Linked DNA regions of Homo sapiens: region 1 is linked to region 2. A link is an interaction called in ENCODE POLR2A ChIA-PET data of the cell type or tissue named here. Cell type or tissue: PC-9. All regions are shown on one strand. Each heading gives the region's core, and the rest is flanking DNA. Links, peaks and the distances in the headings are about the cores only. Region 1 overlaps TBC1D2B (TBC1 domain family member 2B). Region 2 overlaps LOC105370913 (a long non-coding RNA gene).

Region 1 (6,720 bases), core at 973-5,972, 680 kb after region 2:
TGCACCACTGCACTCCAGCCTGAACAACAGAGCGAGACTCTGTCTAAAAAAAAAAAAAAAAAAAAAACCAAAAAATTAGCTGGGCATGGTGGCATGTGCCTCTAATCCCAGCTACTTGGGAGGTTGAGGTGGGAGGATCGCTTGAGCCCAGGAGGTTGAGGCTGCGGTGAGCTGTGATCACACCACTACACTCCAGCCTGGGCAACACAGTGAGACCCTGTCTCAAAAAAAAAAAAAAAAAAGATATGGATAAAGTAAGAATGAAAAAGTTCTGCATGTGTACCTTAGGAATTCTGTAAGCCATGCATGAGCTGGAGTTCTGAGTGCTGACGTTTGTTATGGCTGCCCACAGGCCTTTTTTGCTCCTGCTCCATGCCAGGTATTGACCTCCAGGTAAGGGTTTTCTATTTGTGTCTGAAATGAGAGTACTGCAGGAAGAAAGGATTTTAAGCTGGAATGTTATTTGGTTAAGACCTGAAACCAAATGGTTTTCAGTAAGTCATTGTCTCTGTGGTGGTGAGGATAGGGCAGCCTCTCTATGTGCCCTCAGAAGGTGAAAGGGACTATAGCTACTCCTAGACAGTCTCCACTTTTAAAAAGCCTGTAAGTAGGATCCTGCCTAATAAAGCAGTTTTGTTTTGCTTAAAGCCACCATTCACATTGCATACTCAATCTAAAAATTCCTGGAAGCTGGAAACCCGTGAAACTCAGGGTCCTGGTGAGGACTTGAGTATGCCTGTTTGGGGTACAGTAATGCTCCATTTATCTGGCATTGTCATGGAATCAGTTTTTTCCTACATAAATGACACTTCCAGATAATTGAAGCTTTCTGTCTACACTTCCGCCCTCACCACCGTTAAAACCTCTGAATTGTAATTCTTTGGGATTTTTTTCTTCACAGTATTTGGTACATGTTCATGGCTTCTGAGCACCCAGAACTTTAGAAGGACAACTGTAGCCTTGTCTAGATGATGGTGATTCAGACCTGTCATCTGGAATATTGGTGAATTTAAGTGATGTCCTCAAAGGCTCTGTCGCTTTCAGACTCTCTACCCCTTCTCCTGGCGCCATCGAGTCCTGTCTCTCAATTTGGTGTCTCTGCTTGCGTGTCTTGTTTTTCTCTCCTCTGTCTCTGCCAGTGGTCACCATTCTCCTTTCCATCCCATCCCTGCATACTTGAGACATCCCCTTCCTGGACTTTTTTTCCATTTAATTTGAGATGAGTTCATTATAGTTTTATCTAAGAAAAATATTCTGAGAAATGGCTTCAGGGATTTTCCCATGAGTGTTGCTTATAAGCTTCGTGTGATGGGCAGAAGTTTTGGATTTCAGCTGAGTAGAGGGAGGCCTTTCTCTCACCTCTTCCTTTCCATCCTGCTGCTCCAGATTCCCGCTTGGAGCCATACCAGGGCTATTGATTAGTGACAGCATGTAAATAGCTGACCCCAGTTTCCGTTATGAACAACAAAGCAAGTGAGACACATGGTCCTCTTCCCCTGCTGTGCATGCAGTGGGCACAGCGCTGTTAGCTCCTTTGGGGTGCCCTCATCTGCAGCCCATTTTATTCCTTCAGCCTGGAAGCAGGATGGTGTTGGGAAAGCTGTTTTAAACCATTCTGTATTCTTTGTTACTTACATTCACATCTGGAATTTTTGTGCATAAAAGGGTTATTTGGAACTTCTTGATGAACTCAAAGAATCAGCTGCATTTGCAAAAATCTTTTTTTTTTTTTTTTTTTGAGACGGAGTCTGGCTCTCTCGCCCAGGCCGGAGTGCAGTGGAGCTATCTCGGCTCACTGCAAGCTCTGCCTCCCGGGTTCACGCCATTCTCCTGCCTCAGCCTCCCAGGTAGCTTGGACTACAGGCGCCCGCCACCGCGCCTGGCTAATTTTTTTGTATCTTTAGTAGAGACAGGGTTTCACCGTGTCAGCCAGGATGGTCTCAATCTCCTGACCTCGTGATCTGCCCGCCTCGGCCTCCCAAAGTGCTGGGATTACAGGCGTGAGCCATTGCGCCCAGCCGCAAAAATCTTATAATGAAAACTTTTTTTTAATGAGGCTGGCTGATCATTGGGAAACAATTTCATCTTTGAACAAAAACCAAATGAAAGTGGGGAAAAGTAGCTTTGCTTCTCAAATTTTAGGAAATGCACCCCCTCCTTTTTTTTTTTTAATGAGACAAGGTCTTGTTCTGTTGCACAGGCTGGAGTGCAGTAGTGCGATTATCATTCACTGTAGCCTCCACCTCCTGGGCTCAAGTGATCCTCCTGCCTCAGCCTACTGGGTAGCTAGGACTACAGGTGTGCGTCGCTACTCCTGGCTGATTTTTGGTTTTTTGTTTTTTTAGAGATGGAGTCTTGCTATGTTGCCCAGGCTGGTCTTAAACTCCTAGCCTCAAGTGATCTTCCTGTCTTGGCCTCCCAGAGTGCTAGTATAATAGGCGTGAGCCATTAAGCCAGGTCCTTATTATTCTTTATTGGAGAACTAGAAATAATTTTGGCCATGAGAGAAAAAGTGGCTTAAAGCAGATGGTCTCTGTGGAGACTGTAGTAGCAGCTGTCTGTGCCTGGGCTCTCATCTTGTCCTCCCTTTGCTTGTAGGTTGGTGGCAGTGGCCCTCCTGTACCTGGAACAAGAAGATGCTTTCTGGTGTCTCGTTACCATAGTGGAAGTTTTCATGCCTCGAGACTATTATACAAAGACTCTTTTAGGATCCCAGGTAGTTCTGAAAATTCTGTGTTTTAGTCACCACTTTTAGAATTGCAGCTGAAATGTGACCTGAATTAAACCTGCGGTCAGGGTGAGGGGTTGCTTTGTGTATGTGACTTCAGAGACTGATTCCTGAAGACAGCAGGCCACATCTCAGAGGCTGTCCCCAGTCATGGCCTGCTGTTTGTGACTGAGGCCGAGTTGGGCTCATTCAGCCCCCTGCGAACCAGCAGAGACAGACCCGTCCTGCAGGCCTAACATTGTGTTCACTGCTCTGCACTGTCTTCCCCGGACACAGGCCTACCAGTGGGCTGAGTCATAATCCAGGTGTGCTTGGGTGACTGGTGTGTTAGCTCAGGCTCTCAAGAAGCAATGTCAGGCTGGAATGAGACAAACCAGAGACTTCGGCGGGGGGAAGCCCCTGTGGAGGACAAGGGACAGAGAAGTTCCAGCCCCAGGAAGGGAGGAGGATGGGGAGGAGAGTCCCAGACCCTGTGCAGTGACCACCATGCAGTCCTGAGGAAGTCTGGGCAGGGCCAGTGGGGAGCCCTCAAGCCAAGGGCAGTGACCAAGGCACCTGCCTCCACAGATGGGCTGCATTCCTGCCGCTGCCGCACCCATGCCCTGCTGCTGGGAATGAACGTGGTGATGCACCAGAGGGGCAGCAGTGGGGCCTGCAGTCACCTCCTGCAGTGGGAGTCTGAGTGGCGCATTTCATGCCATCCACACCTGGAGTCTGACGCCAGGGGCCAGGGCAGAGTGATAAGGGCTGGGAGAGCCCAGTGTTTCTGCCTTTGCTTGGGACAGTCCTGGCCCTGGACCAGATCCTTGGCCCTTGAATCATCCCTAGGCTGGGCTGGGGCTGCTGCCAGCACTGGCTTCCCCGTAAGCCGGCCCTTCGCATGTGGCCCAGACTCAGGCAGCTTCTCTCTTAGCCACAGCTGTCCCCGTGTGTGCCTGCCCTGTCTCGTGTCTCTTCTCCAGGTCTGTGCCCCCGCCTGGCCTGCCTGCTCACAGCCTCTCCTTGCCCTTCTCCTGCACCACTTGGTGTTGCAAGGCCTGGCCCTGCAGGCCAGCGGGAGGTGCTGGCAGGAGACTGAAGGGTGACAGGAGGGACTGAAGGGGTTTTCCCTCTCCCCATCTCGGGCACTGCCTCTGAAGGTGGCTTTGTCTCCTCTGTGCCCAGCTCCTGTCCGGTGGGTCCTCTGTGCCAACAGCTGACCCCACCGGCTCCCTTCATTGCTCCCCTGCAGGGTGGCTTTCTGCCCTTGCTATAACTCTGGGCTGCCTCACTGTCAGCTGTTTGGCTTCTCAGCTTTTCTCTCACCAGTGTGGCCAGCCCCTGGATGACATTCACTCTGTGACACATATTTAGAGGGATTTCTGTTTTCCTGGCTGGACCCTGAGCAAGTGTTCTTTGCATTCGCATTTCTGCCTTTGGAGGGAGGGTCCTCATTATTGCCTCCTGTTCCCGCCTGTGCTCCTCACATCTCTAGCTCCCCAGGCTGGAAACTCAAGCCATCCTGGACTCCTGCCTCCTTCCCCTGTATCCCTGTCGTCACCATTTCTAGTGCTGCCGCCTGCCTGGAAGCTTACATCTGTGTCCCCTTTTTGTCCCTTTCACCACAGTGGGGCCACCGGCCTGTCTCCATCACTGCAGTTGCCTCTCTCCTTTCTTCCTGCTGCCACTCACCCACAGCTCCAGTTTAACCTCTGTCTCACTCAGGTATTCAGTCTCATCCCTCTGCTGCTGTTGTCTGGGGCTCCTCAGGGTAAAGATGCCTTCGAACGCTGCCAGGGCCCTCCTTCCTGCCCGCTGATGGGGCGTGTGTTCTCTGGGCATGCCCATCCTCTGGGTACTCTCCTACATAATCCCTCTACTGGAACAACATCCCATCGCTCATCTCCCTGGGAAGCTCCTGTGCAGCCTTAGCACACAGGCCATCTCCTTTGTGAGTGGTCCTTCCCGCCCCAAGGCAGGCACGGGCCCCTGCTGCTGTTCCCGCTGCTCGGGTGCAGGCCTCCAGGACAGTGGCCACCTGATTGGATCATCCTTGTGTGCCTGCTTGTCCTCCAGCTAGTCAGTGGTACCTGAGGGCCACGGCCCTGTCTTTCCTTTTTCTTTCTTTTTCCTTTTCCTGTATGCCTGGCACCCCACACAGTAAATGTTTGAACTTACATGAGCTACTCTTTGACCAGGGAAAGAGAGTTGGCATTTACTGAGCCCTGGCCCCGTGCCAGCAGCTGTACAACTGCACAGAGCCTGCACGCTTGAGCCATCAGTATCCCTATTTGACTTGGGAGAAAACTGGGAGCCGAAGACACTAATAAGCAATTTGCCTGAGGTGCCACCGATGAGGGGCTGAGCTGGGGTTTGAACTCAGGCCTCTGCAACTCTGGGCCTAAACTTGCCTGTCTGTGCCCACGGCCTCCTAGAACATCACAGGAGGATGGCAAGAGAGCTGGAGCTCTCACCTTCCCAGAGGGTGGGCTTTCGCCACAGCTGCCCCCTTCAGGTCCCTGTCCCAGTTTCTCAGATGTCAGTGGATCCCAGGAGAAGCTCATCTGGTCTCCCTGTGATTGCTTCACTTGCTAATTACCCAAGAAATGTATTGTTCTGTTGCGTTGGTGTGTAGGAAATGAACAGCAACAGGAAGAGGCAGCAGTCAGTCGGGTGGGATTAGAGGGTCAGTAAAGAAAGTTTTGTGTGTTCATGGGCACCTGAAAGCTAATAGCTTTCAAAGACTCAAATTTAAAATATCAAATGACTCAATGTTTCAGAATAAGAAAAATGAAGCATTGATCTTTCTTAATTCCATTGAGGTGTGGTCAAGCACATTGGTTAGGAACTTGGGGGGAGGGTCACATGTAGTAGATCACAACCCAGGCCCTACCTCCTGTGAGCTGTGGAGCTTGGACACATCATTTAACATCTCTGTGCCTCAGTTTCCCCATATGTAAGATGAGAGTAATACCCCCCTCACATAGACTTTTGAGGTTGAATTGAGATGATGCATTAAAAAAAGTTGAATGTAATGCTTAGAACATTGTAAAAACTCAATAAAAGTTGGTAGTATTGTTATAGGGGAAGACCTATTTTAAATGTCTGGATTTAAGATAAAATTTGCATCACATTGTCACATAAACATAAATGTAAAATCTAAGGAGACTTTTTCCCCCCTGACTATACAAGTAATAGATGATCACTAAACAGAAGTCAGGCAGTATAGAAAGATGTTAAGAAGAAAATGAAAATTGCCTGTTATTCTACCAACTGGAGAACCGTGGTTAGCATTTTGATGTATTTCCTTTTGCTTTTCTCCCCCTAGTTCACATAGGTATCCAAATTGAGAGCACAGTGTATCCTGGCTTGTTCACATTATAGCATGAGCATTTTCCCATGTCATTTTATACTGTGTACCCATCCTATTTGGTGGCCTAATATTCCATCAGGTGGGTGCTAGAATGTGTTTAATTATCCTCCCACTTATCGATGGCCATTGCGTAAGGTGGCTCTTAAAATGCGGATAGCTTTGAGTGTGCTGTCAACCCTGAGCACTGGGCTTTGCCAATCACTGTCAAACTGCCTCCTGCCAGAACCAAGTGCCCGAGCCCCGTGCCCACTGCTACTGCAGTCCACATGCTTGTCAGCTTTTCCATTCATTCCATGCTTTGAGTGCATGTTCTGTGCCAGGACCTTGCTAGGTGCTGAGGACACAGAGATGAATGACACAGTCATTCCATGTCCTCCAGAGCTCAGTGGAGGAGGGAGCTTGAACAGAGGCCAGAGCAAGCGTTTCCTGGCAGCCTGCTCCACACCAGCCCTCCGCCAAGCACCCGAGCAGCCTTAAGAGTGAGGCACAGTCTGCCTCCTAGTTGGGAGAAGAGATGTGTACAAGGATCTTCTCCCATGTCAGGGCCAGCTGATATGCCCCTCCCTCTTGGACGTCTGCAGCTGGATACTCCAGGCTGAATGAATTACATCATCATTAGCTGGTCTTACAGTGAGCCGTC
Region 2 (6,720 bases), core at 500-5,499:
TGCCCCCTGCAAGCTCTCAGTTCCTTATCTGCTGGGGCTGGAGGTAAAAGGACCAATCAGGAGGCAGCTGAGGCTTTCCACAGAAGTGCCCCTGGGTAGCAGAATCAGAGTATAACCAAAAAAGGACCCTCAGTGATAAAGGAGAATGACAGAAAGGAGGGGAGACAAAGGAAGGGAGGTGGGCTTGAGGGTGGGGTGCAAAAGCTGTTCATTCATCTCTCATTTATTTGAACCTATCATGTGCCAAGCACCATGCTGGGCCTTGGGAACTCAGATGAACAAGACTCTCATTCATTCATTCATTCATTCATTCATTCATTCATTCATTGAACATATAGTTATTAAGGGACTTGTATGAAGCTGCCAGGTTCTGGCATAGAGAGGGGGGGTCAGGTAAGCAAATGAGCAATTGCAATCCAGGCTGGTGAGTAGACTAGGAGAGGATGTAGAGAGGGGGGCAAAGGGCACTGCAGATGGAGGAGGCCTCCTATTCTGAGGCTGCAAGGAATTCCCCAAGGCTGGAAGGGACAGTATGTGTTGTGGTTAGAGGGGAGGCTGAAAAGGCCAAGAAAGACCCTGAATGCCACCAAGAGTTTGGAACACATGTACGTAGCTACTGAGCACCTTCCCAAAGGGAAACGCCAGACTCAGATTTTAATTTGGCTACAGTGTGGCGAGTGGAATGAAACTGGGGGATGAAGCAAAGAGGAGGGTAAGAAGGAAGAGATGAGACTGTGGAGATGGTTGAGAGGACTGGGTGACTGGCCTTTAGAGGGTAGGGAGAGGGGACAGGCAGCCATGCAGCCTGTATTCACTGAATGGGAGCAGAGCAGAGTGTTGGGGAACTTACTAACCAGGCAGGCTGCTAAGCCCACCCCAGGTGCACTGAATCAGAATCTCTGGAGTGGGGCTCAGCAATGTGTATACTGCAGCTCAGTGTTCCTGGTCTTGGTGGTCGTGTAGAGGATCCCTAAGACCAGCCATGGGCTCAATGATTTGTTATAAGGATGCAAAGGACTTAGAAAAGCCATTATACCCTTGGTCATGGTTCATTACAGGGAAAAGATACAGATTAGAATCCGCAAAGGGAAAAGGGACAAAGTCTAGGAGAAACCAGGCACCAGCTTCCAGTTATGCTTTCCCAGTGGAGTTGCACAGACAGTGGTTAATTCTCCCAGCAATGATGTGTGACAGCACATGCTAAGTGTTGTCTACCTGGGAAGCCCACCCAGGCAAGCCTTAGTGTTCAAGGTTTTTCTTGGGGGGTCAGTCATGCAGGCATGCAGCTCCTGGGTGACTGACCCCAGCTACTCAGGCTTCAGTCCTTAAAGAAGTCGTATTGATACACCAAGGCCCAAAGTCTCAGGCATACAAAAACATTCTTACAAGGCAGAATATTCAGCCAGGTGTGGGCATGGTGGCTCACGCCTGTAATCCCAACACTTTGGGAGGCCGAGGCAGGTGGATCAACTGAGGTCAGGAGTTCGAGACTAGCCTGGCCAACATGGCGAAACCCCGTCTCTACTAAAAATAGAAAAAAATTAGCCAGGCCTGGTGGTGGGTGCCTGCAATCCCAGCTACTCGGGAACCTGAGACAGGAGAATCGCTTGAACCCAGGAGGCAGAGTTTGCAGTGAGCCCAGATCGTGCCGCTGCACTCCAGCCTGGGCAATGGAGTGAGAATCCACCTCAAAAAAAAAAATAAATAAATAAATAAAAGGCAGAATATTCTAAAGTTATCTCCCCAGATGTGGTCAAGGGCCAATCCTCTTTTTGGAATGTGCAGGGTTGGAGTGACCCAAGGCTGCTGAGCAAACTAACCCTTTACTGTCCAGTGGTCTATATTAGAATGGCCTGGGGAGCTTTCAGAATGCCCTATGGCCAGGCTGCACCCAGACCAATCACTCAGAGTCCCTGGAGAGTCTATCCAAGGTCAAGACCCACAGCCATAGATAGTAATTGGTACCAAAGGGGAGTGAGCTCATCCCAGAGGGAATGAGGAGAGAGTGGTCACAGGTGGAAGAGATGCCCAAGAGCAGTGGACTAAGGATCAGCAGAGGCTGCAGACTGCGAGAAGGATGGCACACAGAGAAGGAGAGCTAGAGAAAGGGCAGAGAACCAGGGTCCCCAGAGTCTGGACAGCAAAGAGAGAGAGTAGGCAGCCAAGTCACATAGTGATCTGGTGCCTTAGTCAGCTCAGGCTGCTATAACAAATTACTAGGTGGCTTAGACAGTCATTTATTTTTCATAGTTCTAGAGGCTGGGAAGTTGGAGATCAGGCTGCCAGCATGGTTTGGGTTGGGTGAGGACTCTTTTCTTGGTTTCTCCTATGGAACCTCCTTGCTATATCCTCACACGGCAAAGAGAGAGAGAGAAGGCCTACTTGCTCGTGTTTCTTCCTATAAGGGCATTAATTTCATCATGCAGGATACAAACATTCAGTGCATAGCACCTGGGAAGGCTCAGTTAGGCCCAGGGTGGGAACAGGATGCCAGGAGGTGCAAAAATTTCTGTCAGTCTGGCACTCTGTTCCCCCTCCCCCTCCCCTTCCTCCTCTTGCTCCTCCTCCTCCTTCTGATCCCCTCCCTCTTTCTTCTCTGCAGCTCTCCACTCCCTTCCTAGACTTTCTTCATAGAGCCAGAAGAGGGTACCTGAATTGGCCTGGACTGCTCAGCCTGTACGGTTCTGGGAGTGGGGTGGGGTGGATGGAGTGAACTCAGCAGGCACCCCCAGCTCTGCTCTCCTGTGGTGTGACTGGATCTCCAGGAGGGACTTCGACTTTTCCAGGTCTTAGCACTGAAGATGCTTTGGTGCTTCTGCACAGGGGAGAAAATTCAAAATAAAAACAAAACCATAAACCATGCAATACAACTTTTATATGGATGCTAAAAATAAAATGTTGTTTTGTTTTCTTAAAGTTTCCAATGGCAAAAGTCTGAATATTTGGAAGCTGAACCTCCTTTGCCCTCTTTTGGAGGATGTACTGGTTTTGTAGTCATCCGAAACCCGCCTTGGTTTACCTATGTACTGGGTCACCCAGTCCTGTGGACCTTTGAGTCTCAAGCCCATGCACACCAGGGCAAAGGCCTTTGGAACCCTAGTATTCTTCCTGGGGTGGGAAACACACTGACTCCTCTGCATTATCCCCCTCACCCCCACCCTAATGGCTCTGCAGGGGAGAAGGGCTTTGATGCATTATTCAGGGATCTTCAGGGCCAGCTCTCAGCTGATTCCCAACATGTGATTCACTATGAGCTGGAGCTCAGCTGAGCTCGGGGAAGACCCAGGTAAATAGAAGCCATCCCTGGCCTGGACTGGGAGCAGGGGGATGGGGCAGGACTCTGATCAGCATCAGTCTTGCCAGGCAGGGGCCCAGAAGCTTGGGGGGATTCTGGGGATGCCTTGGCCTGAGGCTGTAGGATCGTCCAAGATGGGTGTCCAGGAAGAGGGGAACATGAGCCACTGAAGCCATAGCCGAGACCCAGGCCATGGCACATGATAATATGTGGGATTCCTGGGGCAGGGCCTGTGTCTGGCATGTGGCAAGAGCTCAAAAACTAATGGTGGGATCAAATCCCCATGAGCAGAGCCCATCCAGGGTCACCAAAGAGCCTCCTGTCACCCTGGCCTGTCTCACTGGGGTTCTGCCTTGTTGATGCCGAAAATCTGAAGCTGATTACAGTAAGCAGTCAGTAGCCCTCTCCCAGCCTGGTCTTTCCTGGCCTCAGGCCACATACCACTTCCAGGAAGCCCTTGTTTTCCGCTGCAATGTGGCTTCCTCTGCTCCGAGTGTGGATCTGGTGTGAGCTTGGCATTGGAAGTCGCTTGGCTGGATTCAGACTCTAGGTCCCCAGTACAGCAAAGCCACTCATTAACCATGTGGTCTCAGGCAAGTGACTTAACCCCTCTGAGCCTTGATTTCCTCATCCATAAATGAAAACTAATACTAGTCCCTATTATCAGAGCTCACAGAGTGAAGTGCAGAGCACAGTGCTTGGCATATGAGAAGCACTAAGCATGTGTTAACTGGATGAACGAATGAGGAAATGAAGGAAGTGGGGCCTGCCCAGGGATTGACCTAGGGAAGCATCTCCTGGCTTCCTCCCGCTAAGGCTCTAGCCAAACCCTCCCCATCACTGAGAAGGCCTCGGGGCCAGCAGGTGATGTGAGGAGGAGAGAGTGACAGTGAGGAACACCTCCAGACCTGGGAGGGTCCTGTGGGGGCCCTTCCTGGCACCAGGAGATGAGGGAGAAAAGGATTAAAGGCAGGAGCTTTCCCAGGACGAATCAAGTCATTATAGGGTTGGATTGCAGGCGCTCAGTTTACATGATAAAGTTCCTTTTGGAAGGGGTGGAAATACTGGTTTTAAGAAACGATTTAGCTTGCATGACATGACTGCAAAGGGCAGAAATAAATATGAATGCCTAATCCAAATTCAGTCCTCTCCAAAAAGCATCCAACTCTCTGAAAGTTGGTTTTGAAGGAAGCTTTTCCCCCACTCCCATCCAGACCCTGCTCCTAAAAGGCAAGGTGTCCAATCATCTGGCAGGGGAAACAGCTTCAATTCTGCCCAGCCCTAGTTGTTCTTAATTAAAGAACAATCTGTTTTTTTTTTTTAACTCTTTGTTCTGTGATCTTTTTTACCCCATCTCTTTTCAAAGGTGTTTTCTTTTGTTTTGTTGAGACAGGGTCTCACTTTGTCTCCCAGGCTGGAGTGCAGTGGTGTGATCTCAGCTCACCGCAACTTCTGCCTCCCAGGATCAAGCAATCCTCCCACCTCACCCTCCCGAGTAGCTGGGACTATAGGTGCACGCCATCATGCCTGGCTAATTTTTGTATTTTTTTACTGTAGAGATGGGGTCTAGCCATGTTGCCCAGGTTGGTCCAAAACTCCTGGGCTCAAGCAATCCTCCTGCCCCAGCCTCCCAAAGTACTGGGATTACAGGCATGAGCCACCTTGGCTGGCAAAAGCTGTGATCTTTATGCATCAGAGAGGAACATCAAGAAAGCAGAAACTTGCTTGGCTTGCCAGATCTTGGGAGGTTTTGTTCCCATGCTAGGTCTTGGGCCTCTCTCACCTGGAGCTACAGCAGACATTTCAGCCATATCTCACAATACTGATTTCAGCTCTCCTCTCTCCCACTACATGACAACCAGAAGCTTTATTAGAAAGCCTTAGCCTGACATTGTGACCTCTACATTGAGGTAAAGAACTAGATAGAAAAAAGGTCTATCTAGTCCAAAATGTCAGAGAGGCCAGGTGCGGTGGCTCATGCCTGTAATCCCAGCACTTTGGGAGGCTGAGGCAGGCAAATCACCTGAGGTCAAGAGTTTGAGACCAGCCTGGCCAACATGGTAAAACCCCATCTCTACCAAAAATACAAAAATTAGCCAAGTGTGGTGGCAGGTGCCCATAGTCCCAGCTACCTAGGAGGCTGAGGTACAAGAATCACTTGAACCCGAGAGCCGGAGATTGCAGTGAGCTGAGATTGCACCCTTGCACTCCAGCCTGGGTGACAAAGCAAGACTTAAGTCTCAAAAAAAAAAAAAGAAAAGAAAAAAGTCAAAGAGAAACTCTGGGTTAGAGGAAGGGTTGTCCTCCAATGAGCATGGCCTTAGGCTTTCAGCCCCTCTAAGAATGAGTTGTTCCTTGCTTTTTGTCCTCCAATGACCACATCCTTAGGCTTTCAGCCCAAGAATGAGTTGTTCCTTGCTTTTTTTCCTCCATCTCTCATTGGCCCAGATGTGGGGAAGGGAGGAGTTAGACCAGGGTAGGATCCAAGCACTCCTGATCCTCTGAGCCAAATATGGTTCTCCAGATAGCACAATTTCCCTGAAAAATGCAGTCCAACATGGAGAGGGTGAGAAACATGCTTCATCTTCTACTACACTGGCTTTAAGAACTAATCTTAAAAACATGACAAGAGGCCAGGCGCAGTGGCTCACACCTGTAATCCCAGCACTTTGGGAGGCTAAGGTGGGCAGATGACCTGAGGTCAGGAGTTCGAGACCAGCCTGGCCAACATGGTGAAACCCCGTCTCTACTAAAAATAAAAAATTAGCTGGGAGTGGTGGCACGCACCTGTAGTCCCAGCAACTCAGGAGGCTGAGGCAGGAGAATCGCTTGAACCCAGGAGGCAAAAGTTGCAGCAAGCTGAGATCATGCCACTGCACCCCAGCCTGGGCGACAGAGTGAAACTCCATCTCAAAAACAACAAAAAATGAAAAGAACATTCACTATAGAGCTGTTCATAACTGAAAAAGATTAAAAACAACCTAAATGTCTACTTATAATGACCAGATAAATAAATCATGATACATTCATGCAGTGGGATTATATGCAGTTGTTGAGTGAGATAGCTCTAGATATAATGATACAAAACAATCTGCAAGACATATTATTAAGAATACTTAATGTGTGAGCCACCAGGCACAGTGGCTCACACCTGCAATCCCAGCACTTTGGGAAGCTCAGGCAGAAGGATGGCTTGAGCTCAGGAGTTTGAGACCAGCCTGGGCAACATAGTGAGACCACATCTCTACAAAAGCAAAAAAATTAGTCGGGTGTGATGGCACACACTTGTGTTCTCAGCTACTTGGGAGGCTGAGGTGGGAGGATTGCTTGAGTAGGTGAGGTCGAGGCTGCAGTGAGCTATGATTGTGTCACTACACTGCAGCCTTGGTGACAGAGCAAAACCCTGTCTCAAGAAAGAAAAAGGT

What was found. Peaks named below come from ENCODE experiments on the same cell type or tissue, not always from the same donor. Only the 100,000 strongest peaks of a DNase experiment are listed, where the experiment ranks them.
Region 1: POLR2A ChIA-PET joins it to region 2 with 5 read pairs; 2 of 35 experiments call an interaction of 5 or more read pairs at or near these places.

The regions. Positions count from the first base shown.
Region 1 is chr15:78,004,993-78,011,712 of GRCh38, reverse strand. It overlaps TBC1D2B (TBC1 domain family member 2B), which reads left to right. Exons shown (of 13, transcript NM_144572.2): 10 at 2,599-2,716. Among named protein-coding and RNA genes, the nearest start is that of TBC1D2B, 69 kb to the left of the region's middle. In PC-9, for the core only: no CTCF peak of the experiment used is centred there; DNase peaks (open chromatin) are centred at 3,032 and 3,332; H3K27ac peaks cover 1,712 bases.
Region 2 is chr15:78,688,777-78,695,496 of GRCh38, reverse strand. It overlaps LOC105370913 (a long non-coding RNA gene), which reads left to right. Exons shown (of 3, transcript XR_932509.2): 3 at 2,603-2,921. Among named protein-coding and RNA genes, the nearest start is that of CHRNB4, 51 kb to the right of the region's middle. In PC-9, for the core only: no CTCF peak of the experiment used is centred there; no DNase peak of the experiment used is centred there.